3 separate regions of the Homo sapiens genome follow, and regions 1 and 2 are each linked to region 3. A link is an interaction called in ENCODE POLR2A ChIA-PET data of the cell type or tissue named here. Cell type or tissue: K562. All regions are shown on one strand. Each heading gives the region's core, and the rest is flanking DNA. Links, peaks and the distances in the headings are about the cores only. Region 1 overlaps HPCAL1 (hippocalcin like 1). Region 2 holds the start of SNORA80B (small nucleolar RNA, H/ACA box 80B). Region 3 overlaps KLF11 (KLF transcription factor 11).

Evidence for each region. ChIA-PET counts read pairs that join two places held together with the same protein. Peaks named below come from ENCODE experiments on the same cell type or tissue, not always from the same donor. Only the 100,000 strongest peaks of a DNase experiment are listed, where the experiment ranks them.
Region 1: POLR2A ChIA-PET joins it to region 3 with 5 read pairs; 4 of 35 experiments call an interaction of 5 or more read pairs at or near these places.
Region 2: POLR2A ChIA-PET joins it to region 3 with 5 read pairs; 12 of 35 experiments call an interaction of 5 or more read pairs at or near these places.

What each region holds. Positions count from the first base shown.
Region 1 is chr2:10,423,533-10,433,957 of GRCh38, forward strand. It overlaps HPCAL1 (hippocalcin like 1), which reads left to right. Exons shown (of 5, transcript NM_002149.4): 5 at 3,192-4,072. The coding sequence ends at 3,289. LOC124907732 (a long non-coding RNA gene) reads right to left here and starts at 9,281. Exons shown (of 2, transcript XR_007086214.1): 1 at 9,166-9,281; 2 at 8,054-8,325. RefSeq lists enhancers at 1,231-2,043, 9,087-10,052, 10,053-10,425 and a silencer at 9,333-9,392. In K562, for the core only: no CTCF peak of the experiment used is centred there; no DNase peak of the experiment used is centred there.
Region 2 is chr2:10,438,772-10,447,503 of GRCh38, forward strand. It overlaps ODC1 (ornithine decarboxylase 1), which reads right to left. Exons shown (of 12, transcript NM_002539.3): 2 at 6,384-6,493; 3 at 6,160-6,278; 4 at 5,703-5,876; 5 at 5,324-5,496; 6 at 4,931-5,065; 7 at 4,719-4,800; 8 at 4,459-4,542; 9 at 3,241-3,403; 10 at 3,046-3,158; 11 at 2,738-2,952; 12 at 1,197-2,097. The coding sequence starts at 6,261. The coding sequence ends at 1,953. It overlaps SNORA80B (small nucleolar RNA, H/ACA box 80B), which reads right to left and starts at 8,078; the gene lies at 7,943-8,078. RefSeq lists a silencer at 7,493-7,722. In K562, for the core only: no CTCF peak of the experiment used is centred there; no DNase peak of the experiment used is centred there; H3K4me3 peaks cover 1,763 bases.
Region 3 is chr2:10,051,619-10,062,043 of GRCh38, forward strand. KLF11 (KLF transcription factor 11) reads left to right here. Exons shown (of 4, transcript NM_003597.5): 4 at 609-3,218. The coding sequence ends at 889. It overlaps CYS1 (cystin 1), which reads right to left. Exons shown (of 3, transcript NM_001037160.3): 3 at 4,855-7,340. The coding sequence ends at 7,235. Among named protein-coding and RNA genes, the nearest start is that of KLF11, 13 kb to the left of the region's middle. RefSeq lists enhancers at 5,972-6,915, 6,916-7,858, 8,717-9,579, 9,580-10,425. In K562, for the core only: a CTCF peak has its summit at 6,710; DNase peaks (open chromatin) are centred at 5,683, 6,023 and 6,723; H3K4me3 peaks cover 698 bases.

The sequences.
Region 1 (10,425 bases), core at 2,376-7,375, 370 kb after region 3:
GGGAACTGTCAGGATGTACGCTGCCACCTTGTCCACCTACAGCAGCTCTGTGGAGACTCAGCCCCACTGCAGAAGTGCAAGTCTCACGATGGTGGGTGGCAGCAGTGGTGACAGGGCTGTGCCTCGAGTGCCCTCCTCTGCATTGGCTGTGAGGTGAGGGCGGCTGTGCGGCCCTCCCATTCTGCTCTTCTTGCCGGCTTTGTCAAGAGCAGCCACAGCACCAGGTTTGCTTTGCTTTTGAGCAATAAAGAAACACGACCTTAAGAAGAGAAAATACAGGCTGGGCGCAGTGGCTCACGCCTGTAATCCCAGCACTTTGGGAGGCCGAGGTGGGCAGATCACGAGGTCAGGAGATCGAGACCATCCTGGCTAACACGGTGAAACCCCGTCTCTGCTAAAAATACAAAAAAATTAGCCAGGCGTGGTGGCGGGCGCCTGTAGTCCCAGCTACTCGGGAGGCTGAGGCAGGAGAATGGTGTGAACCCGGGAGGCAGAGCTTGCAGTGAGCCGAGATCGCACCACTGCACTCCAGCCTGGGCGATAGAGTGAGACTCCATCTCAAAAAAATAAAGAGGAAATACTCCCTGGGTTGTGCTGGGGATTAAACGATAAGCTAATGCCCAAGAAGCTGCTCTGCGAAGTCTGGAGTGCAGCCCTCGGGTGAGTTAAGCATGGCCCCAGCGGGAGACGGGATGTGGGGGAGCTGTAAGCAGCAAAGAGCATTCCAGGCAGCCAGGTCACAGTTTCAAAACACACACACACAGAAAACAAGGCTGCCTGGTGCCTGGCGTTGCCTTTGGGCTGATGGGAAATGTGTGTTCCACCCTCCAGCCTAGCAGGGCACCTGCTGCCGCTCTCCTGAGGCTGTCCGCTCCTCGTGGGGATGGTGAATCCGGTCCCATGGGGTTGTGAGGTTTCAGCGAGATGATGCCTTAAAGCTTTTAGCAGGGCTTGCACTCCACAAATAATGGCTGTTGTTCCCAACTTCACAGTGTCCCTGGGGAAGCCACCCATGGTCACTCGCTGCCCGAATCTGCCTCCTGGCTTGGCCCTGCCCACCTCTTCAGAGGGCATCTTCTAGGTTGGTTGGGAATTTGGATGGCATGGTCGTTGCTAATGTGCCTGCTGGGATGGAGCACTTCCTCCTGTGAGCCCAGGGGACCCGCCTGTCCCTGGAGCTTGGGGCAAGGAGGGAAGAGTGATACCAGGAAGGTGGGGCTGCAGCCAGGGGCCAGAGTCAGTTCAGGGAGTGGTCCTCGGCCCTCAAAGCTCCTCCGGGGACTGCTCAGGAGTGATGGTGCCCTGGAGTTTGCCCCAACTTCCCTGGCCACCCTGGAAGGTGCCTGGCTGCTCCAGGCCTCTAGGCTGGGCTGATGGGTTTCTCCAGGACACAAGTATCATTAAAGCCACCCTCTCCTCAGCTTGTCAGGCCGCACATGTGGGACAGGCTGTGCTCAGCAACCCCCTCGCCTGCCCTGCCCTCCATCAGGAGGAGCCAGTGGAACCTTCGGAAGCTCCCAGCATCTCAGCAGCCCTCAGAGTCGTCCTGGGGCAGCTCTGGTTCTCCTGACTGGAGGTCCATCTGGGCTGGCCTGCTCTCTCTCGGCCTGAGACAGGAGGGCCTGGGGTCAGGAACTGGAAGTGGGGAGGCTGGGGCCGTGGACTCTGAGGCCCCACACCTAGCCAAGGAGATGACCACACAGCTGGCTGCCCTGAGTGGTCAGAGGTGGAGGGTGGGGAGCCACTCTCTCCATTGGCAGAGGTTCCTGGGGACTGTCTGCTGAGGGCCTGGCTGTCCCTCCCTCTCCCTACCCACCCCTTAGCCCGGGCATTGTTTGGGCTCTCTTGGGGCCAGCAGGCTGCCCAGGCCCCAGAGGCATCAAGTTCGTGCCCTGGAAGAAGCCAGCCTGCCCAAGCCTGGGCCAGAGTCCCATGAGGACAGGTGTCCCTGCCTGCCAGTGGGCTGGAGGGGCTGAATTCCCAGCAGGGCCCTACTGTGCAGGGGCATCCTCCGTCCTGGTGCTGGTCTGAGTCCTCAAATGCATCCTCCCAGGTGCCTTTGAGATGGGTGTTCCCATTATCCCACCTTCGAGACGAAGATCCTGAGACCTGGAAACGTTGGTGGCTTGCCATGCGCCAGAGCCGAGAGCCCCTCCTGCATGCCTTCCCCTGTGCTGGGCCTGGCTGCATGCGTCTGTGTTGCCTGCACAGACATTTTGCAGGGTGCCCTAGTGATTCCAGCTGACAGCACAGAGCCTCAAACAGACACATGGAGGGGCTGCCCCAGGACCAGGCCGCCAGGACGCAGCCAACCTCAAACCTCATCCTTCCCCACCAGCTGGAGCCAGAGGGACCGCCTCCTGCCCTTGAGGCCATGTCTGAACGGGCAGAATCCTTACAGCCTATCCTGCTTGTGGACTAGCAGAGCCAGGGCTATAGTGACCACAGTGTGAGCTCATTGACAGCGGTTATGGGATGGGGAGCGGAGGGTCAGAAAACCTCACCCCACCCAGCTCAGCCGATCAGCCTTACGGAGCCCTGCCCTAGGCCACGAGCCTCCAGAGGCCACTCAGCCCAGTGTGGAGTCACCGAGTCTGTGTCCTGGGAGAGGGAATATGTTGTCACCAGCATTGGATGCGGAGGATGAGGGGGCAGCTGATTCCTTAGCACGACCAATCTTTTTCTAGGTTTTCCTCTCACCGCATGGGGCCAAAACAGTACAGAGCATGAGTTTGGTACCCCAAGCCTGAGCAGCGGGTCTACGCTGATGCCAGGGAGGATCCGGACCGTGCTTCCGGGGGCCCCCAACCAGCATGGCCTTCTCAGCCTGGATTCTGTATGGGTTAGAGGCAAATGCTTCATTTTTCTGCACAGTGTACACGTTCCTTAATAAGCGAAGTGTGGGGTGATTTCTAAAAGGATTTAAATGGCCCTCATCAGCCACGTCCTGCTGAGCTTGCTGGGTAAGCCCTTTGAGGTACCTGATGTATTGCAGGGAGCAGGGAAAGGAAAAAGGATTTTTTTTCAGAAATGCCTGTAAAGTGAATGGAGACTAGACACCGTCCAGCTTCAAGAAGGCTCAGGACTTTCAACAAAGGGAGCATACCTGACCTGAGAGCTGTCCCCATCCTCTCTGGAAGCATAAAGAACAGTGAGCACTGGCTAATCCCATTGTCTCTGGTCCCCTGCAGGCAAACTGTCCTTGGAAGAATTCATCAGAGGTGCCAAGAGCGACCCCTCCATCGTCCGCCTGCTGCAGTGCGACCCCAGCAGTGCCAGTCAGTTCTGAGCGAGCGGCCCCTGGACAGTTGCAGAGAAACACAGGCTTGTCGTGCCGTTTAAGCTTTGCTTGCAAGAGTGGATGCCCCGCAATCGTTCCTGCTCTCCCGGGCCCCGGGCCTGGGGCATGCGTTGCACCTGCCCAGCCCGGTGGCTGCGCCTCCCTCCTCCACCTGACCAACGCGACATTCCTCCCCTCACGCCTGGCCCGGTCCCTTCCAGGGCAACTCCCAGGGATGTGGTGACATGCAGGGTTCAAGTGTTCTTGGTTCCAGGCACCTCCCGGCTCACGGGGAGCTCAGAGGTCCATGCCGAGGAGACCAGGCAGGACCTCCCGAGGCTGCGCCCCGGCCGGCCCATGCGTTTTGTGATCCCAAGTGACTCTGTGGGAAGGGTGGGGACGAGGCGTCGGGAGGGTATACAGGGAGCCCCTCCCGTGCATGGCTGCCCCCCCGTTCATTTTCTCCACCACAGCCGCTTGCACGTATAGATACTGTGGTCCCCTTTCTTTTAATATATAAATTATGTATGGTGAAGTGGAGTGTATTGTGTAGGTCCCGTATTTAATGCCTCTGACTGCCTTTGAAGCGCAGCCCTCTGTGGCCCGCAGCCCCCTGAGCCTGGCTGTTGTGTGGTATTTATGCTCTCTTTGTCTGCCTGTTTCTAAGGAAATGCATGTGTGCCCTGAGCCGTGATGATCCTCCCATCCGTGTTGTGAGCACAGGCATTTGTGTCTGGTCTGTCCTCCCTGTTGATTGGTCTGGCATTTCCGGTATTAAAATGATAAAATAAATGGCATTTTCTGAGTTTTGCGTCTGCCCGCGGGAGCCCCCATTCCTCAGGCCGTGGCCCCTGCACTCTCCAGGCAAGGCGGGTGTGCTGCGTGCCACCGCTGTTGGTAAATCCGGCCCCTCTTACGTCCCTCCAGCTGTCCCCGCGTTTATAAATCTTGCACAGCCTGTTCTTCAATATCTGCCTAATGCCAAGAAATACTCGTGGAAATAAACGATGACTGTTCTTGGCAGATCTGACGGTCAGGCTTCTGCCTCCCCCCAGCCCTTCCCTCTCCTTCTCCTTCCACGGTTTCAGGTCGTAGGAAAGCCACATTCCAAGAGAGGACGGGCATAGCCAAGGGTGCAGTCAGGCTGGACCCAGAGGTGGCAGGCCTGGTTCTCCATCCAGCCTTCGCCGCTGCCGTCAGTGCTTCTGGTCCCAGCAGCAGAAGGCCCAGCTGAAGAAGTGGGGGTTGGTTGGTCTCGCCTGCCAAGGGATCCAAAGGCAGCATCGCTGGGGATCCCCAGGCATCAGCTTGTCTTTTTTTTTTTCTTTTTTTAAGAGAGAGTGTCTCTCTATGTTGCCCAGGCTGGCCTCAACCTCCTGGGCTCCAGCAATCCTTTCGCATCAGCCTCCTGAGTAGCTGGGACCTCGGGTGAACAGCACTGCGCCTCCTAATCACAGTCAGCTTTTCACCTCAGGCTTGTCTTCCTGGGGTGCCTACAACTGCTGTTGTGGTTCTGGGCAGTACAGCTGACATGGGAGCATCAAGAGGCAGGGAGAGAAGCCTCTGTCCTCCCACTGAGGGACAGGAAAACCCTCCAGAATCTGCCCACCACCCCGTCCCCACCAGCCCCACATCTCATGGCTGAAACCATGGCCTGTGTTCACAAGATGACCATGTCATGGCCACGGCTGGCTTACGCTGGTCAAGATGGCCCTTGGCCAAGGTGGCATCTGCCTCCCCCAGAGGGCATAGGGTTGGGAAGGGGTGAGTGGAATGGAGGTTCTATTACCAGGACGGGCACTACGGCGTCTGCCCACCTGCCTGCTGCTGTCGGCTCCTCTGTGCCTCAGTGTCTTCACTGTAGGGGATGGGGGGAGCTGGGTGGCTCAAGGTCACATATGCAAAGCGCATGGCTTGGAACCTGCCTCCCAGCAGGCCTTCAGCAACAGCAGCTAATTTGTTGATTTTAGTCATTTTAATATTTTTTAAGACTCCATGTCTCTTTTAATAGAAATGGTGAGTCTGTTTGCCAAGTGCCTTCTGAGTCAATGGCACTGCTAGAGCTATTTCATAGTAAAACTCTCCATGCACCCAGAGCCACCAAGCCTTGATGGGGGAACCAGGTGGGGTGCGAGATGGAGGCCAGGTGCCCTGGGCAGATCTAGCTTGCTACAAAGAGGCAAGACGGTGCCTTTGGCAACACTGCCTCACCTGGAAGAACAGCCAGTGAACGGCTTGAATTTTATAAACATTTAACTGGGACTGGCAAAGGTTAAATCAAGAGTGCTTGTTGTGGGGAGGGCTCACTTATGATGGGGACAGAGTCCAACAGAAACAGATGGGAGTGACCACTACATTAGTCAGGGTTCTCCAGGAACAGAACTGATAGGAGACATGCATGGATGGGAGGGGTGGGTGGATGGATGGGTGGGTGGGTGGGTGGATGGATGGATGGATGGATGTATGGATGAGTGGGTGAGGGGATGGGTGGGTGAATGGATGGGTGGGTGGATGCATAGACAGGTGGATGCATGGATGGGTGGATGGATGGCTGGGTGGATGGGTTGGTGAATGGGTGGGTCGGTGGGTGGATCGATAGGTGGATGGGTGGGTCGATGGATGGGTCGGTGGGTAGATGGATGGATGGGAGTATGGGTGGATGGGTGGGTGGGTGGATGGGTCCCTAGGTGGATCGGTTGATGGATGAATGGGTGGCTGGATGGATGGATGGATGGGTGGATGGATGGTTGGGTGGGTGGGTGGATGGATGGATGGGTGGATGGGTGGGTGAATGGTTGGGTGGGTGGGTGGATGCATGCATGGGTGGGTGGGTGGGTGGGTGGATGGATGGATGGATGGATGGGTGAATGGTTGGGTGGGTGGGTAGATGCATGGATGGGTTGGTGGGTGGGTGGCTGGATGGATGGGTGGATGGGTGGGCAGGTGGGTGGATGTATGTATGTATGGATGGGTGGGTGATTGGTTGGATGGGAGGGTGGATGCATGGATGGGTGGGCGGGTGGGTGGATGGATGGATGGATGGATGGATGGATGGATGGATGAATGGGTAGGCGAATGGATGGTTAGATAGATGTATTTATCATAAGGAATTGGCTTATACGTGATTATGGAGGCTGAGAGGTCCCAAGGAGACAAGCAGCCCTGTCCCCTGTAGACAGAGGTCAGCAAGCTGGGGACCCAGGAGAGCTAATGGTGTAGTTCCAGTCTGAATCTTAAGGGAGGAGGAGGCCAATGTCCCAGCTCAAGACTGTGAGGCAAAGAACAAATTCTCAGGCTTTTGTCCTATTCAGGCCTTCAGCTGAGTGGATGAGGACCCCCACATTGGGGAGGGGGATCTGCTTTACCCCACCTGGTTCCCCCATTGGTCACCAGTTCCAATGTCAAATTCATCCAAAAGCACCCTCACAGGCACACCCAAAATAATCGGTTTGCCCAAATGTCTGGGTACCCCCTGGCCCAGTCATGTTGACACATAAAATTAACCATTATAACCACCTCTGCTCAGATATGGAGGAGGTAGATATGGGGATCCTAGTGGACCCTGCCCTACAAGGAGCTCACAGAAGCCAGTATGATTTGTCCAGGAGTCCAGTGCTCTCTGGGAAGGCAGGGAATTGAACCCCAAAGATGGTGTCCCTGTGCCAAGAAGCCCAGCCTATCAGAGGAGGAAAGAACCCAGAAGTGAACCCAAAACTGTCGTCCATGCCACCCACCCAGCAGGAGGCCTCCTCAGTCTCTTCCTTTGTCCGGGATCAGGATCTTTCAGGGCGGGTTGTTAGAAAGTGTCTCGGCTGGGTGCGGTGGCTCACGCCTGTAATCACAGCACTTTGGGAGGCCAAAGCGGGTGGATCATGAGGTCAGGAAATCGAGACCATTCTGGCTAACACGGTGAAACCCCGTCTCTACTAAAAATATAAAAAATTAGCCGGGCATGGTGGTGGGCGCCTGTAGTCCCAGCTACTCAGGAGGCTGAGGCAGGAGAATGGCGTAAACCCAGAAGTCGGAGGTTGCAGTGAGCCGAGACGGTGCCACTGCACTGTAGCCTGGGTGACAGAGACTCTGTCTCAAAAAAAAAAAAAAAAAGAAAGAAAGTGTCTCCACCTGTCCTTCCCTGGTAATTTGCAGTACTGGCCCTGGGCCTGCTTCCTCTTCCTCCAACCACCTCCTTCTGCAAGCTTCTCTCTTGTCCTGCCTTCTCCTTGCCCCAGGGGATCCCAGACCCTTTGCCATCCTGCACGGGCACTCCAAGTTGTTAAAGTTCCTTGGGAGTTGCATACAAGTGTCCCTTATCCTATAGACAGATAGAAGATCTAATCATGTACCTGCATAAGCAAGGCTTATGTGGGTGGACTCAACAGAAACTCTGGAAAATGGCTCCGGTGGCTCCATGGTCCCATCCACCAGCTGTCCTGACACTCACTGCATGGTGTCCCATGCTCACTGAGTAAATACAGGGTAATGGGAACAACTCCTGAGACAGGAAAATGTTTAGACTCGAAGGAAGGAAGCCCTGGAGTGTGGAGGGAAGGGTGGCAGTATGAGGTGTTAGTCCCAAGACAGTTCATCTAGTCAGGCCACGATGAACCCCTAGTAGGGCAAGACTGTCACCTCCCTTACTCTGAACCTTAGGCCTTAATTAATACAGCCCCAGGCATTTTCTGCTTGGGTAGACTGGCCTCCCGCGTGGGAACCAGCATTGAGCTAGCAAAACATTAGCTCCCATTTATCAAGGGTTTCCACGTACAGACACTGTTTAAAACTTTAAACGTCTAATTTAACCCTCCCATCAACCCTGCAATGTGGTATCACTACCACATTATACAGATTGATAATGCTGGTTTAAGAGAAGTTAAGTAACTAGCCTGAAATCCTTAGCAAGAGGTGGCAGAATCAGGAATTGAAAGAAGGATCAGCTCCCAAGTCCGAGGTGCGTCTTCTCCCGATTCCAGAAAGGTCTTCCAGTAGCTGGGCTGGAGCCGGGTCCATGTTTCCTTGCCAGCGGCCTCCTTCAGGGCCCCTGGTGTCTAGAGAAATGAAGGAGTTTCTCCCTGGGTCCCTGAACAAGACTTAAACGCACTGTATTTGTGGCACCCAGGCCTGACTCCCTCCCCACCCCGTGCCAGGTCACGCCCTAGTGGAGAAGGGGGCGCGCCTCCCCACCACTGCCTGAGGGGCGCCCTCCTGAGCGCCCGTTTCTCAGGGCGGGGCACTGGACTCCGAATGGAACCCTCCCCTCCTTGCCGGGCTTAGGCAGGTACGTCATTAGATCTTCTATCTGCCTCTTGAGATCAGGGGTGCGCATGAGCAGGGACCCAAAACGGGGGTCCAGTTAGGATCACAGCCCCCCAAGAGGAGACAGAACCCACAGGACCTTCAGGCTTCTGAGAGGGACCTCGTGGGCCCCGGAAAAGGTATTTAGAAAAACAGGAGTTCGGCCTTGGGTTCATCCGTGGCGTGGCCTTCCCCCAGCCGCCTTGCCCTGGGCTGGGCGCCGTTGGGAATCAAACCCACACGCCTGGGGAGCTGCCAGCCAGCGGGAGCCTCGGCCGTCGGGGAACAGACTCCGGCTTGGGGCAGCCTGGCAGCCCTGAAAGGAACAAGAAGAAAATGGAGCTGTGGGGCAGGGGCGGGGCTCGGCTCGAGAGGCAAGTGGTCCCGCGCTAGTCCCACCTGTCACCAGCCACCCAGTCCTGCCGCTCTGACCCCGCCACTGCGGCGCAGGGGCCTGGTGCCCGCTGGTCCTGGGCTCCGGCTCCGGGTCGGCAGCGATGTATCCCGGCCCAGAGTGGGGCGGGGTAGGGCAGGGCCAAGGTCAGTTTCCTTTAAGCTGGGCACGCCCTCTCCTTGGCTTGGGGCTCCCTTACTGTGGCCTGGGAAGAGGTCTCAGAGGAGAAGGGGTGATGCTGGAGACACGGTGGCGAAGGAGCACTGCGGCCTGGGCCCCGGGGGGCAGCTGTTTATCCAGCAAACACCTCCCCAGGGCCAGCGCGGGGCATGGCACAGCAGGGCACTGCCGGGGCGCAGGAGCTGCGGGGGCGGGTACAGCCTGCCTGGGGCAGGAGGCTGGGGAGGGTGGGAGGGAGCTCGGGAGGAGGGGTGACTGAGGCCAGCGGGGGCGGGCGGGGCGGCAGCCCCTGGAGGGCCCCTGGAAGGCCTCAGCTCCTCCGGCTCTTCCCAGCGGGCTGTGTGACTGTACCATGGGGCCCCGACCTGAAGGGGCCACCTGCCTCCTGCAGTTCACGGGAAGGCAGACCCTGGCCCGCCCTGGAGCCACCTGCCCACGGCCTCTTCCAGCTGCAGCCAGGCCCTCCGGGCTCGAGCGGGCTCATCCACTAGGTGTGTGTGTGTGCGTCTGTGTGTTGTCTTGGGTGTGTGTGTGGCTGGGGCATGTGGTCTTAGTGTGTGCTGTGGATGTGTGTGGTGTGTTTGGGTGTGTGGGAATGGTGTGGGGATGGTGTGACTTTGTGTGTGATGTCGAGGTGTGTGGTGTGTTTGCATGTGTGGTGGTGTGTGGGCATGGTGTGACCGTGTGTGCGATGTGTATGTGTGTGGTATGTTTGCGTGTGTGGTGGTGTGTGGGGCATGGTGTGACTTTGTGTGATGTGGATGTGTGTGGTGTATTTGCGTGTGTAGTGGTGTGTGAGGGATGGTGTGACTGTGTGTGTGCTGTGGATGTGTGTGGTATGTTTGCGTGTGTGGTGGTGTGTGGGGCATGGTGTAACTATGTGTACATGTGTGTGTTGTGGATGCATGTGTGTCTGTGTGTGTCATGGTGTGTGGGGCATGGTGTAACTGTGTATGCTGTGGATGTGTGTGGTGGTGTGTGCTGTGTGTGAGTGGCATTGCGTGTGCTGTGAATGTGTGTGGTGGTGTGTACTGTACTGTGTGTGTGTGTGTGTGTGTGTGTGTGGCATTGCGTGTGCTGTGGTGGACCCGAGTCCACAGGTGGGTGGCTTCTGGAGTGCCACATGAGGCTGTTGAGTGGCAGCCCTGACAGCTCATTCCAGGAGGGCCAGGTGGGGTGCCTGTCTCCGTGGCCTGAGAGGCTGGGCCTGGGCTCTGGGCACCCTGCTCCCCTTCCTGGCCCACCTGGGCCCACAGTGGCCTCCCTCCACACTGAGCTT
Region 2 (8,732 bases), core at 3,709-8,708, 390 kb after region 3:
ATGACGTGGAGATACCCAAATGCAAAGCAGGACTTAAGCCTCCTGGAGGACGGTGCCTGGTGTCGACACAGCCCCGGCTACCGTCTGGCTGTCCTCGTTCTCTGGTCTCTCCTGCCAAATTCGCCTGCCTGCTCCCATGTACAAGGGCCAAGGAAGATCACTTGATCAAGCCTGGCCACATCATTTCACAGACCCAAGTCTGGCTTTGTTGGGGCCTGTAAGTGGCTACGCCAAGCTGTGGTCAGAAGCGAGGTTTCAGGGGCCACTCACGTGTAGCACGGGATTACCTGCGGCTGTTTCTGTCCCCACTGGCACTACTGACCGTTGTTGGATTACATTTTCCCTAACTGGCTGAAAGAGCATTGTTTCCAAAGCCTTAGTTGATTTTGAGTGGAATACCCCCCTTTTCAGTCCAAGCTCACCACTGCCACTAAGCGATCTCGGGAATTTCTTCCTTTTTAAGATGGAAGACCTAATTTACCAAGATTCTAGGCTTGGTGTCTAGCTCAAATTTCTTGGCACACAGTACATACTCAGTGCCAACTCTCTTAACATAGTGGGTCCCGGATCCCAGGGAACTGCCCTTGTTGGGGAGCTCAGAGTTACCCAAACACACCAGCATCCTACTTCTCAGGCTCCCGGAAGGTAGGGCTGTGGACTACAGCACTCCTTCCCGCCCTCCCCCTCCAGTCAGAACCAACCTCTGGCTCCTGAAAAAATCTTTCATGTTTTGGCAACCCTGGCCCAGGGAGACCAGAGTTGGTGATAAGCCAAGCCCTGAGCTAACTCGGCAGCCACATGAGGGCTCCTGGCTTCTCTGGACTCAGGGTTCAGGGGAAGGTGATGCTTTTGAGAAAGGAAGTCACTCTCTTCAGCTTTGGTAAATGGGTGACAGCATCGGCTTGACCTTCCCACCCCGGGAGGAGCCACAGCCTTCCTCCCTACACATTTGCTCTCTTCCTGTCCCCCTCATGAGGCTGGTGGGGACTCCAAGATGCTCCCACTGCCTGGTGGCTCTGACGTGTCCTTCCCTCCTCCTGCAGCTCCAGCGTTACCCGTAAGACATTGCCACAATGGGGGTTAAGGAGCATGAGAGCCTGCCACACTTTGGGGGAGAGCGGGGGTACACGTTGAGTAAAAGAACACACAAGGCCAGTGGTCATGGTCAGACAAGATGGTGAAGATACACAACATGGTAGGGACTTGCTGTTGCTGAATTTATTAAAATAAGCTGACTGCCAAATGTGGTACCGTATACATTCCTAACTTCTCACAGGCATGAAGGTGGGAGGGGACACGGATGGTCTCTGCAGGCCAGGCTCAAAGGGCCTCCCACACCTTCCCTGGGCACTGGCCTGGACAGGACAGGTCCGTCAGACTTAAGTAGGTCCCACCACCAGAGGCTCTGGACAAGGAGTTTGCAGCCAACTCTGGACATGTGGGGTGGGCTGAGCAGATGTGCACCGTCCACATGGGAGGATGGGGCTTCCGTCTCACCTGTCCTCCTACCTGTGTGTGGGTGGACCCACTCATTGTTCTCTGAGAATCAGAGCGAGCTATACGGGATTCGTGAACTGTCTGGAATGAACACACCATAAAAACGTCCCAATGCCTAATTATTTCAAGATACTTTATTTTAAAAACAGGTCACAACACTAAGCTTTTGGCCCATTCTGCCATTGTACAAGCTACAAATGCTTGTTCAGCAGCTGAGGGGCACTCTTGAGTAGCGTGTCTGAAGAGTGAATAAAAATCCATATAAAACAAATATTCAAATAGTTTCCATAGGAACACAGATAAGTGTGACCCATATCCTAGTCTTCCATATGGCTGCATCATGGCGACCCTACTCTTACAAAGACATTTCAAAACTAGCAGTAATTAAGTTACATGGTCCCCCCAAATCCCTTAATTCAAGCTAAACTTGCAGTTAACAGCTACCAGAGTGCTATCTACACATTAATACTAGCCGAAGCACAGGCTGCTCTGTGGCGTTTCATCCCACTCTCCCAGGCACAAGACACAGGCAGGGTGCTGGCATCCTGTTCCTCTACTTCGGGTGGGAAGTCGGGGTTCTGGAATTGCTGCATGAGTTGCCTGAGAAAGAAAAAGTGGCATATTAAAAACCCTGACTCACTCCTAACTGGGCATGAGAGTATTTACTTCCCATCAGGAAACAATTCAATGTATTTTTTTTTTTTCTGAGACAGGGTCTTTCTCTGTTACTCAGGCTGGAATACAATGGTGCTATCATAGCTCACCGCAGCCTCAACCTCCCAGGCTCAAGCAAACCTCTCACCTTAGCCAAGCAGCTGGGACTACAGGCGCCCACTACCATGGCCAACTAATTTTTTAATTTTTTGTAGAGACAGGGTCTCACTATGTTGCCCAGGCTCGAACTCCTGGGCTCAAGTGATCCTTCTGCCTTGGCCTCCCAATGTGTTGTGATTTCAGGTGTGAGCCAGCACACCTGGCCAATTCAATGTATTTCTAAAGCAAGCGTTTCTTCAGTCACCGTTTTGGTAATAAGGAAACCACAAGACACATGGCATGAACTTAAATATATTCCAATTACATAGAAATACACTCATCAGTCTTTTCTAAAACTTTTCTTAGGAAAAATATCCATATATATTTAATCTTAGGCAAGACAATTTCTTATTCGTCTAGACAAGAAGCACACATCCAAGAAGGTGCCTATTCTTGGCAGCACCATCAACATGCATGGCTTACTTACCACGCAGGCCCTGACATCACATAGTAGATCGTCGGCCTCTGGAAGCCATTGAACGTAGAGGCAGCAGCAACAGTGTAAGCGCCCATGTTTTCAAAGAGCATCCAATCACCCACATGCATTTCAGGCAGGTCACAGCGCTCAACAATCCGATCGAGGCCATCACATGTTGGTCCCCATATGCTGGATGAATAATACTTCTCATCTGGTTTAGGTCTCTATATAAAGAGACGGAGAGAGGAAGTACTACTTAATTACACGTGTTGTGACCAGTCCTCTTAATTGTTTTATACAGTATGCTCAGAAATTACCTTTTGCAGAAGGGGCTTTACATGTGCGTGGTCATAGAGTATGCAATTAAATGATCCATAGACGCCATCATTCACATAATACATAAAGGTCTGCTCACTCGACTCATCTTCGTCTAGAAAGGCAGATCAACAATCTTAATGACTTTTTGCATCAGCTTTCAGTTATACATGAAGTGATTCGTCCTTTATACATACCATCAGAGCCCGTCTGTTCCTTTAATACAATTTTCTTGGCAATGATATTAACTGCAAGCGTGAAAGCTGATGCAACATAGTATCTGCCGGGCTCAGCTATGATTCTCACTCCAGAGTCTGACGGAAAGTATTTGTCCAACGCTGGGTTGATTACGCCGGTGATCTAAGAGAGTGAAACAGAAAAGAAAGAGCAGCCTTCATTGTGGGAAATTCACATGGGGGAGTAACATCACAGGGCCTTGTGACATGACATCATGAGACCAGGCATCAACAGACAGGTTTATCATTAAAGTAACAAAAGCAAAAAAACATCAACATCTCCCTGAAAACCAGGCTACATATCCCAGGTGGCTCGTTTTCATTCCCCTCCAGGCACCCTATCTCCTTTAGGATGTTATGGGTATGATTTTTATCAAAGAACAGTACGCAACTAACTACTACCTAGGAAGGCATCAAGATGTCAAAACATTTTAACAAATACATGCCAACAGGATAAAAATCCTATTCTGCCTACGTCATGATTTTAACAAACCATGTGGATATATTTTATAAATTCAAGCACCAATATAATGGCTTAACTTCCTAAGTGACTAAACATTTCAAGTATTTTAAGGAGAGGAAGCATAGGTCTAGCAAAGCACATTTGGGGTGATGATGTGCTACAGTCAGCATATTCTCTAGGAAGCCCACAGCAACATGCTTTTTCTTTTTTTTTTTTGAGACAGGGTCTCACTCTGTAGCCCAGGCTGAGTGCAGTGGCATGATCATGGCTCACTGCAGCCTCAACCTCCTGGGCTCAAGTGATCCTCCCACCTCAGCCTTCCAAGTAGCTGGGATTACAGGTGCCCGCCACCACACCAGGCTAATTTTAAAATTTTTTTTGTAGAGATGGGGTCTCACTGTGTTGCCCAGGCTGGTCTCAAACTCCTGGGCTCAAGTGATCCTACCACCTTGGCCTCCCCAAGTGCTGGATTACAGGTGTGAGCCATGATTTCCAATGTAACCAATTATCCAAGACTTCTGGGAAAGCTGATTCACACTTTAGAAAACCAAATGGTATCAAGTGTAATGTCAGACAGCACAAAGAAATCACTCAAAATATCACACCAAGACACTTCAGCCCATTGTGGTATTAGTTAAGACACTTAAATTTTGAAATATTCCAAAAAGGAATTTATTAGAACGGCTACTGAGTATTACAGTTTTGTTCTAAATTACCTCTTCAAATTTAAGTTTCACATCCTCAGATCCAGGAAAGCCACCGCCAATATCAAGCAGATACATGCTGAAACCAACCTCAGCCTAGAATCAAGAAAATAAGTCAGCCAGATCCACAGCTAATAACAAAAATGTATGCAGCAGATAGGCTGAAACCCATGTAATACAGAACCAACTGCCATAAAAAGTTAACTCTAGAATTAAGACTAGTTATTGTCAGTTGTGTCCCGCCCTTCCCTAACAGGGTCACGTATACTCACCCCCATGTCAAAAACACAGCGGGCATCAGAGATTGCCTGCACGAAGGTCTCAGGATCGGTACAGCCGCTTCCTACATGGAAGCTGGGGTAAAATAAAGAGACGAGACACTGTGTCTTAGTATTTCTTAAAATAATAGCAAACACTAGGAGAAAGCCTGTAAAACTCAAACTGTTCAATGTCTTGACCTCTAGCTATCCCACCAAAATCTCACCTGACACCAACAACATCGATATTTAGCTCTTTCGCCCGTTCCAAAAGGAGCCTGCTGGTTCTGAGCGTGGCACCGAATTTCACACTGAGACGACAGACTGCTTTGGAATCATCAGTGGCAATCCGCAAAACCAACCTACAAGCAAGGAAAGTGCAGCAAATGTCTCATGATAGATGTTCACTTATAGCCACAATTAAAATAAAAACAATCCTGTTCTAAATACTGTCGCTGATATATTCTGTAGTTTGAGTCCCAGGCTTCATGACTCAATGGGGGTTTCAACTACTTTCTACTAAAGTATAGAAATATAATAATCAGAAATTTAAGTTTGTTTGATAAGAATCCACATATCTTATGCTCCCGATCTTGCCCTCAGATGGGGGAATAACTCACTTTGCTTTGGGATGTGCTCTGGCAACTTTCATCAACTCAACTTCACTATCAAAAGTCATCATCTGGACTCCATTATTAGCAGCATACTTAATTTGAGATACTTGTTTACAAGGATTTGCATAGATAATCCTCTCTGGAGGCACCCCCAGACTCTGCACCAACTGTATTTCAGTCTGAAAAAGAAGAGTGGTGTCATGCTATCCATATGTGGCTTAACACGTGGAATAAACAGAAAAGCATGGGAAGTTGTCATGTACCCCCCCGCCCCATTTGCCTTTAGTGAGCATTTATTGCCCAAAAAACACAACTTGTATCTGCCTCGTGGGGAATACCAGGCCCATTTTATACAACGCTTTTGAGGCCTGCTGCTATCGCTTACCTTGCTAGCACAGTCAAATCCTGTCCCGGTAGCAGCAAGGGTCTTCACGATGGCTTTGCTATCATTACATTTGACTGCATAAAAGGGGGTGACACGAGGGAGAGCTTTTAACCACCTCAGATGTTTCTTTAGAATGTCTCCCAGGTCTGCCACATAGAAGGCATCCTTATCATCCTGAAACAAGAGTGGTCACAGGTGACTCACTAGCAGCCTCACCACACACCACACCAATAGCCAGCGACCTTCATTCCCATCAGTCACAATGAATCCTGCTCTTTTGAGTCTAGCCACTGATATGAGTATCACCATTATCACTATTAATTTACCACCAGTGAATTAATTTCTACATTCCATAACAAGACATGTAAGCCTCATTGCTCTTCCTTAGACCTTGCCAAAGTTTTCCACTTGCCTGGCACTCTCAGCTGCACTGCCAGCATGGGCCTCATATACTTACAGAAGAAGAAACTTCATTAATTTTCTGGTCCAGAATGTCCTTGGCAGTAAAACCTTCATCGAGGAAGTGGCAGTCAAACTCTTCATTACCAAAGTTGTTCATGATTTCTTGATGTTCCTCTGAAATGCAACAAAATGCAAATAGAGTGGAGAAATTCACTTAGAAGCCTTAGCAATACAATTCTTAAGATTAACCTGCAACATAAATGTAAACTGAATACTTACATGGAAAACTAAGAGATGGAATTGAAAGAAATATTTCCAGCTTCTCACAAAGGCAACTCTCCAGGAATTCCAAATCCCTCTGCGTGTGCCCTTGGAACAGCAGTGACAATCTGAGAAATAAAATAGGGAATTTGCTGTCTACCTTAGGAACACATCGAGTTGAAGATGGGGCACTGGCTGAGCACACGCAGAGCTAATCATGCCCCGGATATGAACCACTCACTGGCCTGGTCATCCTAATTATTACTAGGCATAAGGTACATGATTCCATAAACCTTGGCAGTATAAGGACACAACAAAAAATACCAGGTTTTTCCAAGGCAGCACACTAAGCATTTCAAATATTTGTACCAAAAAAATCTAGCATGCAAGTTTCAGAAGCTTATCTGCACTTAGCTCACTGATATGGAAAAAAGTCTTATAATGGTCTGATTTATTTCAGAGCAGTTTCAGTTCCTTAGAAACTTAAAATAGCATTATAGACTTTTTTATTTTTTTTGAGACAGAGTCTCACGCTGTCACCCAGGCTGGAGTGCAGCGGTGCAATCTTGGCTCACTGCAACCTCTGCCTCCCGGGTTCAAGCGATTCTCCTGCCTCAGCCTCCCCAGCAGCTGGGATTACAGGCGCCTGCCACCATGCCCGGCTAATTTTTGTGTTTTTAGTAGAGACAGGATTTCACCACGTTGTCCAGGTGGGTCTCAAACTCCTGACCCCAGGTGATCCACCCGCCTCGGTCTTCCAAAGTGCTGGGATTACATTATAGCCTTTATACACAGCCATACAAACATTTCCTACTTCCACTAAGTCTTAGAATGATTTTTACTGACCAACAGGCATCATGGAAATGTCTGGAGCATTTGAGATTTTACGAGTTAATTTTCATGTATTAGCTGGGTATATACTTCTTAAAAACTGTAATCTTCAAGTCAACTTATCACATTGTATTACAGTTGCTGTTACCTGATCAGAATTCAGTATTTTTTTTTTTTTTTTTTGAGACAGAGTTTTACTCTTGTTGCCCAGGCTGGAGTGCAATGGCATGATCTCGGCTCACCTCAACCTCCGCCTCCTGGGTTCAAGCGATTCTCCTGCCTCAGTCTCCCGAGTAGCTGGGATTACCGGCATGTGCCACCACACCCGGGGCCTGGCTAATTTTATATTTTTAGTGGAGATGGCGTTTCTCCATGTTAGTCAGGCTGGTCTCCAACTCCCGACCTCAGGTGATCCGCCTGCCTCAGCCTCCCAAAGTGTTGGGATTACAGGCGTGAGCCACCACGCCCGGCTAGAACTCAGTATTCTTAAACCAGCGTTGCCTACCAAGTTTAGCAATTCCGGGAATGCCAACTGTCCTTACAGTCACTCTCGTATTTGCTTAGCTATGAGAATAATTTGGGGCTAACTTCACCAAAAAAGAAAAACAAGCAAGAACATCACTCTAGTAACAATAAAAGCCACTGTATTTTGCTTTCATCAAATGTGGCACCTTGTGAACCAGCTTTCTTAAAATTATTTATTTTAACCTTTAAAAATTTCTGCCAGGTAGAGCTTTCTTCTTTTCCACTGTGCAACCCACTTCAGTGCCAGCAGCCTACGGGCACAGAGGCCAGGCAATGGTTCGGGGACACAGTTTGCTCTGGCATGGGGTACTATGACAGGCCCAGGGTGACGGGCCTGTCATAAATCCAAACCCATGCATAGAATTTGCTTTAAAGCTCTATCTATTGTGACTGCTTGGCATTGTCAACCTCCGAAGTTGCCTAAATCACCCCTCGGAGAAGGGAAGAGAGTAACAACGCTAGCAAAACCATTTTTGTTACAGACATGGTTATATATTTTTGTTTATATGAAGAATATTTACAATTTAATAATAAATAGGCTCATGCAGTCTCGGACTGGGTCATTTGAGGCCTTATTAAATATTTTTAAGGCAATGTTCAGGCCTAAACTTGGAAAGTTTTGATTTCTTTTTAATACGCCAATACTTTTTTGCTTTTCTGTATCTTTTAAGGCGTTACTTAAGTAACTTACTTGAATATATTTTACTGAAGAACACCTTTCGGTCTTTCTGTAACAGCTAAGTTATTTAAAATGGTCAATCAATTAGCACAAGAGGATAATGTTAGAAGAGATAGGGGCTAATTCAAACAAACTTTGAAAAAAATTTCACAAATCAATTAAAGTCTGCCCAATTTTATGTTTAAACAAAGTCAGCCAACACATTCTTTGTCCTCCCCAGACATTCCTGAGAGGTTCTGCCTTCTACACTTTCACCAATTATTTCGACTTCGCAAACAGCACAATCAGCCTTTTCTGCAAACCTTAGGGCTGTCTCCCCTGTGTATGTCCGT
Region 3 (10,425 bases), core at 3,020-8,019:
ACCATTCTCCTGCCTTAGCCTCCCAAGTAGCTGGGACTACAGGTGCCCGCCACCACACCCGGCTAGTTTTTTGTATTTTTAGTAGAGATGGGGTTTCACCGTGTTAGCCAGGATGGTCTCGGTCTTCTGACTTTGTGATCCGCCCGCCTCGGCCTCCCAAAGTGCTTGGATTACAGGCGTGAGCCACTGCGCCTGGCTGGATGCTACATTTTTAATTAATTTATTTTTGTTTTTTGGTAAAGATTGGGTTTTACTTTGTTGCCCAGGCTAGTCTGGAACTCCTGTGCTCAACTGATCGTCTCCAGCCTCCCAAAGTGCTGCGATTATAGGTTTGAGCCGCTGTACTTGTACTTCGCCTGATTTATTTTTAAATATATTTTGAAAGATTAGCTTGAAATCTTTGGGTGCTAACATAGCTGCATCTTAAGTGTGGGAGGAATAAATGCCTTTTGGAGGATTTCTTGACCCAAATCATCCAATTCCAGAGTAATAAGATACCACTTTCTTCTGAGTTTGATGAACACGATTTTAAAATGACATGAATTAACCCCTTGAATAAGGTGCTTAGCGTTTCCTTTCTCTTTAATATGTATTTTCTCACCTCACAGGGGAGAAGCCTTTCAACTGCAGCTGGGATGGCTGTGATAAAAAGTTTGCTCGTTCGGATGAGCTGTCACGCCACCGCAGAACTCACACAGGGGAGAAGAAGTTTGTGTGCCCGGTGTGTGACCGACGTTTCATGCGCAGTGACCACCTGACGAAGCATGCCCGGCGCCACATGACGACCAAGAAGATCCCAGGCTGGCAGGCAGAGGTTGGCAAGCTGAACAGAATCGCCTCTGCAGAGAGCCCGGGGAGCCCACTGGTGAGCATGCCAGCCTCTGCCTGAAAGGTCCATTAGGACATCACTCATGGGATTTTTAAAAAGCCTCTTTCCAGGAATGGAACTGATGGATTCCTCTCCCACTGCCTCACCCAAAAAAAACGGTCTTGGCGGCCTAGGGGAAGATCGGGGAGCTGGTTTTGATGAAAGTATGTTAACTTTTCTTTTCCACTTGGGACCCTGTTCAGTATCTTTTGTAGTTTCAGAAGTTTTTTTGTTTTGGTTTTTTTTTTAAAGAAATGGTAGAAAATTTGATAATCTGAATCACCAGCATTCAAACAAATATTTCGGCAATAAAGTTTACAAAATCTGGATTTTTACAACCTTTTCTATTGATGTTTTGTAGAAATAAGACAGGGTACTAATTTTTATACTGGTTTTTAGAAAAATATTTATATTGTTGGTGCTCAAATCACCAATTTCTAGCTAGATCATTTTGCAGCCTTCTTTTCAGTGTTTAATAACAAAGTTTTTCCTAATGGCCCTTCTTTTAGTAAACTGGACATGTTATTCCACTACAAAAACCACAAGTTATCTGGCCTTTTAGATCTTTTTGGAATCGGACCTGGTTGAGTAAGGACCTCTTAAAAGGGAAAAATAAATTTTGCCGTCAGCTTCTTCATAACGTTTTCAAGGAAATTCTAGGCAATCATTCCTGTCACCAAAGAACTAAAATTTTGGTTGACTGGAACTAGTGAGCTGTGTCCATGGTGTGTCATGAAGGATGTACCCCAGAGAGTAACATGAGCCACTGGGCAGATCCCAGGGACCAGTACTTGCTGCAGGATCTAGTCTGTAATAGTCTTGGCCATGGCTCTGCTGAAAGCAAGCCATTCAGTTTCTTGTTTGTACCTAAAACACCAAAAAAGAAACACTCAAATCCAGCTGCTTTGTCAATTGTCAGTTCTGACTCCTTTTGCTGTGGCCTTATCCGTACTATATTGTGGGTAGAGTAACTTCTCAGAAAAAAAGGAAATGTCTGTATTGGTTGGATGAAACTCCACCAGAGCACAGCTTAGCTGGGGCGAGATGCATGTGAAGGCAGGCAGTGCCAAGATTCCGCTTCCTTTGTTTGCCAAATACTAGAAACACAAGGAAATGCAAGTTACGCTAAATGGCAGTAATACTACCCAACTGCCTTTCTGTTCATTTTGTTTGAAGGAAATTGTTTTGACCAAACAGAAAATTACTTGGAATGGTGTGTTTTACAGTCTACCTAGAAAATAGATGGACAATATTTTTCAACTGTATGAGCACGTAGATAACCGAGAGAATGTGGCCACCTGTGTTCAAGAAGCCACTGATACTGGTTTTTGTTAAACATTGGAAGTTCAGGCAATGGAATAAATGTAGGAACATACAGAATGTTGCACTAATTTGGTAGCCTGGGAATTTTTTTTATTGTGCAGTATGTATTTAAATTTTGTCTATGTTAATTACCAGCATTTACCTTTATTTAAATGATGGTAAGGTGGAATATTGAATAAAATTAGGTTTTGTGTTTTGTTCTTTGTAGTCTGATAAAATCTCCACCTGGTCATTCATTGTGTGTGACTTGATACCTGTTAACTTGCCCCTTAGTATCAGCTGTTACTTGACACAAATGTGTGTGTTATTCAGAGGTTTTCAGTCTGGACACTCCATAGGTGAGTGTCGTGTCTTCGTGAGACAGCACAGTTGTCTCATGTTGTGCATAGTTCATGTTTCCTCACCACCCAGTCCTTTCTCCTGCTCATCAAAATCAGCATACACATTTTTGACTGTACACACTATAAATGGCATCAAATTTGGATATTTTTCTTAATTATGACATGCAAAGTAATGTGAGTCCTGCCAGTATTCTGGTGGATAAGGTCTTTTGAGTATTTGGTTGCTTGTCACAACATTCTCCAAGCAGTGATATTTCTAAAGAGGAGATACATGTTGAAAACGGTTTTAATTTACACTTCCATTTCCTGATTACATTTGGAAATACTTTGTGTAAACCATCCCCCTTCCACCTCCATTTGTCTGTTGAAAGATTTTAAGTTGGAAACAGTTCCTGTCTGAAAACTCTTCTGAGAACCACAAACCTTGTGTATGGATTCGGCATGGAGCCCTCAGCTGGCGGCTCTGGGTGCTGACGGCCGCTGGAGAGGTGGGCTCCCCTCGTGCACTTTATTGCCTGGGCAGTTTTGCTTGATCTTTTGTGACTTTGAGCCTTTTAAGTAGTTTGAATGATAAGACTTAAAATGTTTCATAATTATGTTTTATGTAACAGACTTTGACATTATTTAAACGAGCATGTGTAATGTAACTTTTCTCTTTGAATCATATAAAACTTGATTTTACATTGGATGTGTGTCCTGTGTCATTTAACTGTACCTGGTGGCCTAAGTATACCTAGAGACTTTTTGGAAGAATCTATAAAATTCATTGTGTATTGGCTCAAACTAAACTCTCCTCTTTGTTTTCTGGAGTTTTATTCTGTTTCTTTGGGTTCTTTGGAGGGTTCTTTCTGAAAAAAAATGTGTGAAGCGAGCTGAGTATGGTGGCTCACACCTCTAATCCCAGCACTTTGGGGAGTTGAGGCAGGAGGATTCCTTGAGCCCAGGAATTCGAGGCGGCTGTGAGCTATGATCATACCACTGCACCCTAGCCTGGGCAACAGAGCAAGACGCTGTCTCAAAAAGCCAACATGTGAAGTGGCCACTCTGGCAGTGGGTCTGGTCCAGACAGACCCAGTAGTGTGCCGGGTGACCCTGTGGCCGTCAGTGCTCGTGCCCTTCCTGTGCCAGGGGGTGGCTGCAAAGAGGTAGAATTGAAAGTGGTTTTCCAGCTACTCTGGAAGAAGTGCTTGGAAGTCTTCCATTATTTCCTTCCACCCCTGGCCCAGGATTGCAAAGTACATCATGGAGCCACAGGCTTCACTGTTCCTTCTTTTCCTTCCCAACTCTTAAAACTAAAGGCTGCCATATGTCCTCAGAAAACACAGCCCCTGCCCACCTCAGAAAGTCCGATTTGTCCCCAGGGGGTCCAGACCCTCACCACACAAAAGGTCTGATTACGGAGCCTCCTTCTAGAGGGAAGTATTAGAGCCGCAAGTGTGATTATCCCTCTCGTGGCAACTGACAAGACTTTTCTCCTGCCTCATTATTGCCAGAAAGGAAAAAGGAAAAAAAAAAAAAAAAAGCCACGGATTCTCTCTTCCGTGAGGTGCTTGGCTACACTTCGACAGCCTTATGCTCTCCCATGTGCTCACACGTGCACGAGCGTGCCCCACTGCTGGGAACAGAGAATGCTCTCACGGATCCACCAATCAATGTCAGCAGCAGGTGTCCAGGCAACGTGGGTGAGTGGGGACAAGTGGCCCTAGGTCTTTGGAACAGCAGAGGAAAGTGTCTTAGAAAGGGCTGTCTCAGGGAGGCGCAGGGAACCTGAGCCAACAGCAGCCGAGGGAGGAGGTCCCTTCCTGGGTGAGGCTAGGAGCCCACGGGCCGGTGAAGAGAGACTTGGGAACACACATGTCAGGAGGAGGGCAACAGCAGGACTCTGCTCCTTCCCTAAGAAAACACACCCAGCATTTCTCAGAGCCAGGGGTGGACAGTGTTTCCTCAGTTCCTGCGGCTTTGTAGCATCTTCGAGGAACTCTCATACTACAGAAACCAGAGACACATGGCCGGGTGTGGTGCCTCACGCCTGTATTCCCAACACTTTGGGAGGCAGAGGCGGGCGGATCACAAGGTCAGGAGTTCGAGACCAGCCTGGCCAATATGGTGAACCCTCCCGTCTCTACTAAAAATACAAAAAAATTAGCCAGGTGTGGTGGCGCATGCCTGTAATCCCAGCTACTCGGGAGGCTGAGGCAGGAGAATTGCTTGAACCTGGGAGGCGGAGGGTGCAGGGAGCTGAGATCGCGCCACTGCACTCCAGCCTGGGCAATAGAGTGAGACTCTGTCTCAAGAAAACTAAAAAAGAAACCGGGAGACACATTTGTGGTCACTTAAGATTTTTCCAGACAACAACGTGCGTCATTTTTGCCTTTGAGATGTGTTTCTTTCTGCCTCCATTCCAGCCACAGTCCCATCCTGGCAGTGAGCAAATCCCACACGCAGTTCTAGCAGGACGCTGAGGCTCAGCTGCAACATGGGGCAGCCAGGAAGATGCCTGAGGAGGTGCCAGGCACACAGGAGGCACTGGGACAGACTCGGGCCGGGCTGCAGGCTGCAGCAACGCCCACCCCTCTACTTCCAGGCACAGCCCCTCCGTCTCACAGGACAGAGACAGGGCCGGCTCAGCGGCTGGTACACACTGCTTTATTTGTTCTTTTTATTATTATTTTTAAGTTCACCTACAGCTGCAGTACACACACACCGCTTTATTTGGCTAGCTGCTATTCAGAAGACACTTCCTGAATTCAGGAAAAATTTTTTTAAAAACCTGAGAACAATTCCTGTGACTTCTTAGCTTTGATGAAGTGCATTTACTTTGACATTGATATAGCTTGTAACTACTTTTGGAATTTTTTTCCCCTAACACTTTGATCTCATTAAGGGTATTACACCTTTTCCACCAGAAAATGCAGAGGTATCATCTTTCTTGGAAACCAATTGAAAGCGTCCCATTTTAACAAAATGACATAAAATTACAAACATTTACATGTTTAAATTCAAAGCCTGATCCATCTGGTGGTAAGAAATGTTAACTTATTTTAAAAGATGTATTTGCATTATTAAAATATAGTAACGACTTCCATCTTTACATCAAAAGAAACGGGCTTGCATAAGCAATGGCTCCCAGCTCTGGGGAGGGTTTGAGCCACGCCCTTGCGGGGGCCGCTCCAAGCTCTGACTTCAAAAGTTGGAGTTTCCCAGCTGCGAACAGCTGGTCAAAGGCACTCTCAAAAGTTCAAGGAAATGCCCGTTTGCGGATGGCCGCAGCAGGCCTGTGGGGCTGGGGACAGCGCCAAGGAGCTGGCCGTTGGTTCCTGAGATGCTCCTGCTCTGCTGTGTTCTAAGGACCTGCGAGCTGGAGCTCTTCTCGGGAAAAAGAAAACGCTGGGGAGGCCTCCGTGTGGGCGGGTCAAGCCAGATAACCAGGCTTGTACTGGCTTCAGCAGAAGCCGCGCTGTTTCCTCCTTCCCCCTCTATCTCCTTCTTTCCCTTCTGTCTCCTCCTTCCCCCTCTGTCCTGATGCCCTGCAGGCTGCTGGGGAGGAGCCTGCCGCCTGCCTCCTGCCTCCCTAGACCGCTGTTCTCCCCACAGCTCTCCCCCGGAGCTGTCCCCCAGCAGGCCACACCTGGGCCCAGGCTCCAGACCTGCCCGCCCACACAGGAGTCCCCTCTAGCCGGAGCTCCGCCCCCTGTTCCCAGGGCGTCCTGGGCAGGTCAGTTTTCCCATCTGTCAACCAGGAACATTCCAAGGCTCTTCCTGCCTCACTGCTGTGGTTTCCCACCTTCCACCCAGGCAGGAAGAGAATTTAAAAGCCCCGCAGGCACTGGCCAGGCTGCCTGTGAGAGGGAGAACTGGAAAGCCAGTATCAGGCAGACCCTCTCCCGGTTGGACCTGGGCGCTGGCTCCCCGCAGGGAAGGCACTGCTGTGCCTGGGGCAGGGGACCAGCAGTGGCAGCAGTTCCAGATTGTCAGAGCTGGGGAGGGCCTCCAAGAGCTGCCAGAGCTGATTTTCCAGAGAGGGAAACTGAGGCCCAGAGAGGCAGTGACGAGCTCTACCTCCCACTGCAAGGCAGATCAGAGCTGGGGTTCTCGCTCCTCAAAGTGCAGTTGGGGCTTCGGAGCTCGGGCCTGGGCTGGGAGCTGGTTAGACGTACAGAACCTCAGGCCCTGCAAGTCAACAGCACCCCCAGGCTGCTCATTAGGGAGTTAAAGTTGAGAAGCACTAAGCTGACCCGGCCACCCCTGGAGAGATGGGCCCGAGACTGAGGGAGCAGCGCGGGTGCACCTTCCACAGCAGAACCTTCCGGAAGTGTTGTGGCGCGGATGCCAGGAGGGGCTCGCTTGTGTCACCTAGTCCTCGTGAGCCCTCCCCACTGTGGAGAGCGGGCAACCAAGAGGGGCACGCATTTCAGGCTCCAGAAGAACTGGGCAGGCTCCCCGCGTTGGGGAGGAGGCGCCGGCGGCCCAGGCCCACGCACCTGTGGGTCTACACAGCTAATCGCCCCCACCAGCAACCATGACCGCCAGTGGCTGGCCCAGGTCAGCGCGGTCTGAAAGTGGATTTGAAAGGGCAGCTTTGAATATCCGGGAGTGACTGCGTTTTGGAGGTGGTTCAGCTCCTGCTAGAGCTCTGTGCAAGCAGAGGGTGCCCCAGCCAGCAGGTGCCTCCGAGGCCTGGCGGGGGTGGAGCATGCTGTCCTCAGCGGCAGTACTCCCGCTCGATGCTCGCCATCAGCCCCTCTTCCGAGTGGTCGTAGGAGATGGCTGCCGGCCTCTCGGGCTTCTTGCGACCGCTGCCTGGGGCTCTGTGGGTCAGAAATGGGACAGGGCTGTCAGGAGGCAGGATGGTGCGTTCACACTCATTTCCCCTGGCCACCACAATGGCTCCTAGTGGGCCCATCCTGAAACCCAAACCGAAGTCTTTGCCCTGGGACACCCTGTGGCGCTCTCGCCCAGCACATATCCACCAGCAGGCTTCTACTGCGTCCGCTTCATCTCCCACAACGCTGAGCCCTCGCAGAGTGGAAGCCAGCACCTGCCCTGGTTGAGGGAGGACGGGCTCTGGGGTGGGAAGACCGAGCTTGAATCCCAGCTCTGCGGCTCACCCGCGCGCCTCAGGCAAGGCCAGTGTGTCTCCGAGCCTCGGTGTTTTTTCTCAAGCACGTAACTTTATTCATGAGTCGTTCTGAAGCATAAGATAATGCATGGGCAGCATGTGATGTGGAATCGAGCACACCACAGCCTTAATCAATGGGAATCACGGCCAGGCGCAGTGGCTCATGCCTGCAATCCTAGCACTTTGGGAGGCCCAGGTGGGCAGATCACTTGAGGTCAGGAATTCGAGACCAGCCTGGCCAACGTGGTGAAATCTCATCTCTACTAAAAATACAAAAATTATCCGGGTGGGGTGACGGGTGCCTATAATCCCAGCTACTCAGGAGGCTGAGGCAGAATGGCTTGAACCCAGGAAGTGGAGGTTGCAGTGAGCCAAGAATGAGCCTCTGCACTCCAGCCTGAGTGACAAAGTAAGACTCTGTCTCAAAAAAAATAAATAAAAAATAAAAGGGAATTACTGTCATGTTGGCTGCTTGCCGACATCGGTCCGTGCTTGTACCCTCTGGGGTCTCACAGGAGCTGCTCATTGTGGGGAACCACACGTTCAGGATCCCGCCAGTCCCTCAGCCCACCTGGCAGCCCAGCTGAGAGGGACCGAGACCAGAGCTCCTGCTCCTGCTGCCTGGGTTCCAGAAAGCGGCTGCGCCAGCCTGGACCCTGCTGGCTTGTCCTGCTCTCCCAGACCTTCTGGACTTTGTGTGGACACCTGGGTGGTGCTGACTGCCCCCGGACCTGCCACGGTTGTGTCGAAATGTGCAGACCTTTGCAGGAGGCAGTCCCGGGAGCCCAGGGCAGGGCATGAAGCCTCGGTCAGGCTGGGTGCTGCCTCCTGGAGATGCTGCCTCGGAAGGGGGTGTGCAGGTCTGCAGCTGACAGGGTCCAGGAGAGGCAGGCCAGCTGCCCACAGCCAGGTGTTGGATGCTGCCCTCCCAGTGGCCAGCCAGGGACTCTGGGCAATGGGAACACCGCCAACTGCTTTGCCACTTGCCAGACATTAGGGCTAGCCGCCCCCCATTTCCCGGCCTGGTTCCCCCTCTGCGAGCTTGGGGGGCTGGGCTGGATGGACTTAAATGTCCCTCTGACTACTCCCACTGATGCTCAGAGCACAGCCTCCGGGTCCCCGTCTGGCTCTCTGGGAACTCAGGGCAAGAGCTGGGCTCCTGGCACAGCCACTTGACTTCATCCCCCAGGAAGGATCGGCATCTAGCAGAGGGCCTCCAGGCGTCCAGGGGACACACTCCTCCCCTGTCCCGGAGACGTCATGCCCCTATTGACCAGCTGGCTCCAGGGACTATACTTATTAGCACTGCCCGCGGCCAGTGCGCAGAAACAGCTGCGTGGTCACTGTTGACGCCTGCAGGGCTCTTGGCACACTGCCTGTCTGTGAAAGCACTGAAGGCAATATGTGTTCCTTGCAGCCCTGAGACACAGTGGAAATGCAGACGTTCTGGAGCCAGGCAGATCTCACCTGGCTCTGCCACGCAGTCGCTGTGTGGCTGTGGGCAAGGCATGTACCAGGCCTCACGCCCCTGTGGATAAAACCCAGCAGCTACTCCACGAGTCCAGCCTGAGGGCTGGACCAGGCGCCATCTGCGGTGTGTCTACCACAGAGCTGGGCACTAAGGAAGCACTCAACAGAAGTCGCTGCGATGCTGTTAGTTTCGCAGTGGCTCATGCCTGGCCCGGCGCAGTGGCTCATGCCTATAATCCCCAGCACTTTGGGAGGCCGAGGCAGGTGGATTGCTTTGAGCTCAGGAGTTCGAGACCAGCCTGGCCAACATGGTGAAACCCCATCTCTACAAAGAGTACAAAAATTAGCCGGACATGGTGGCATGCGCCTGTAGTCCCAGCTACTCAGGAGGCTGAGGCTGGAGAATCACTTGAGCCTGGGAAGTGGAGTTTGCAATGAGCTGAAATTGCACCACTGCACTCCAGCCTGGACGACAGAACAAGACCCTATCTCAAAAAAGAAAAACCAACCAACCAAACAAACAAACAAAAAGGCAGAGTAAGGGACCAGCAAAGCACCCAGTACAGAGGAGAGACCCGGCCACTGCCCTTCCTGTTTCCCACCATCCTCCTGGGCTCACCTCCCCTGAGGATTGTTGGGAAGAAGAGAAATGGGCACGGGACGCCCAGACACCCTCAAGGGCAACAGGATCTCCTGGCCAACAGGAATCCCAAGCAGCACTTCTGGACCTGGGGACCCCCACAGGAATAAAAGCCCCTCTGGGCTCACCAGGCAGCCCCCTGCTTGCCTGTGGATGTGAAGCTGAGCCCTGGGGGAGGTGGCTGTCCAGATTCACACAGCCATTCTCCTCACTCGTCCTGTCTCACTCAGCACCCGACATGCCCTGTAGGTGGAATCTTGGGGAGAAAGGAGAGCAGGGACTGGCGCAAGGGAAGCTGACGGGCAGCCCTGGGGCTAGGGTGAGTAGGACGGTAGGCAGTCCTGGGTCTGTGAGAGGTCAGGCTCCACTGGGCTCCACAGCCACCCCTGCCCTGTCTGCCTGGCAACACTCCACCAACACCGTGGGGCAATTTGTGGGGCTTAGAGAGCCAGGTGGGGCCATAAGCTCTTTCTTTCCCCTGCTTGGGTGGGGGCACACAGATAAAAGGGAAAAATTGATCCTAAAGGGATTCTTGGGAAGTCTCACCACTCTTGAGGGAGTCAAGAAATGAATTTTTGTTTAAATTCTCATTTACTGTCAGGTTTTCCATCAGCAGGGACTCCTAAAGTCATGCTTTTTTTTTTTTTAGACAGGATCTTGCTTT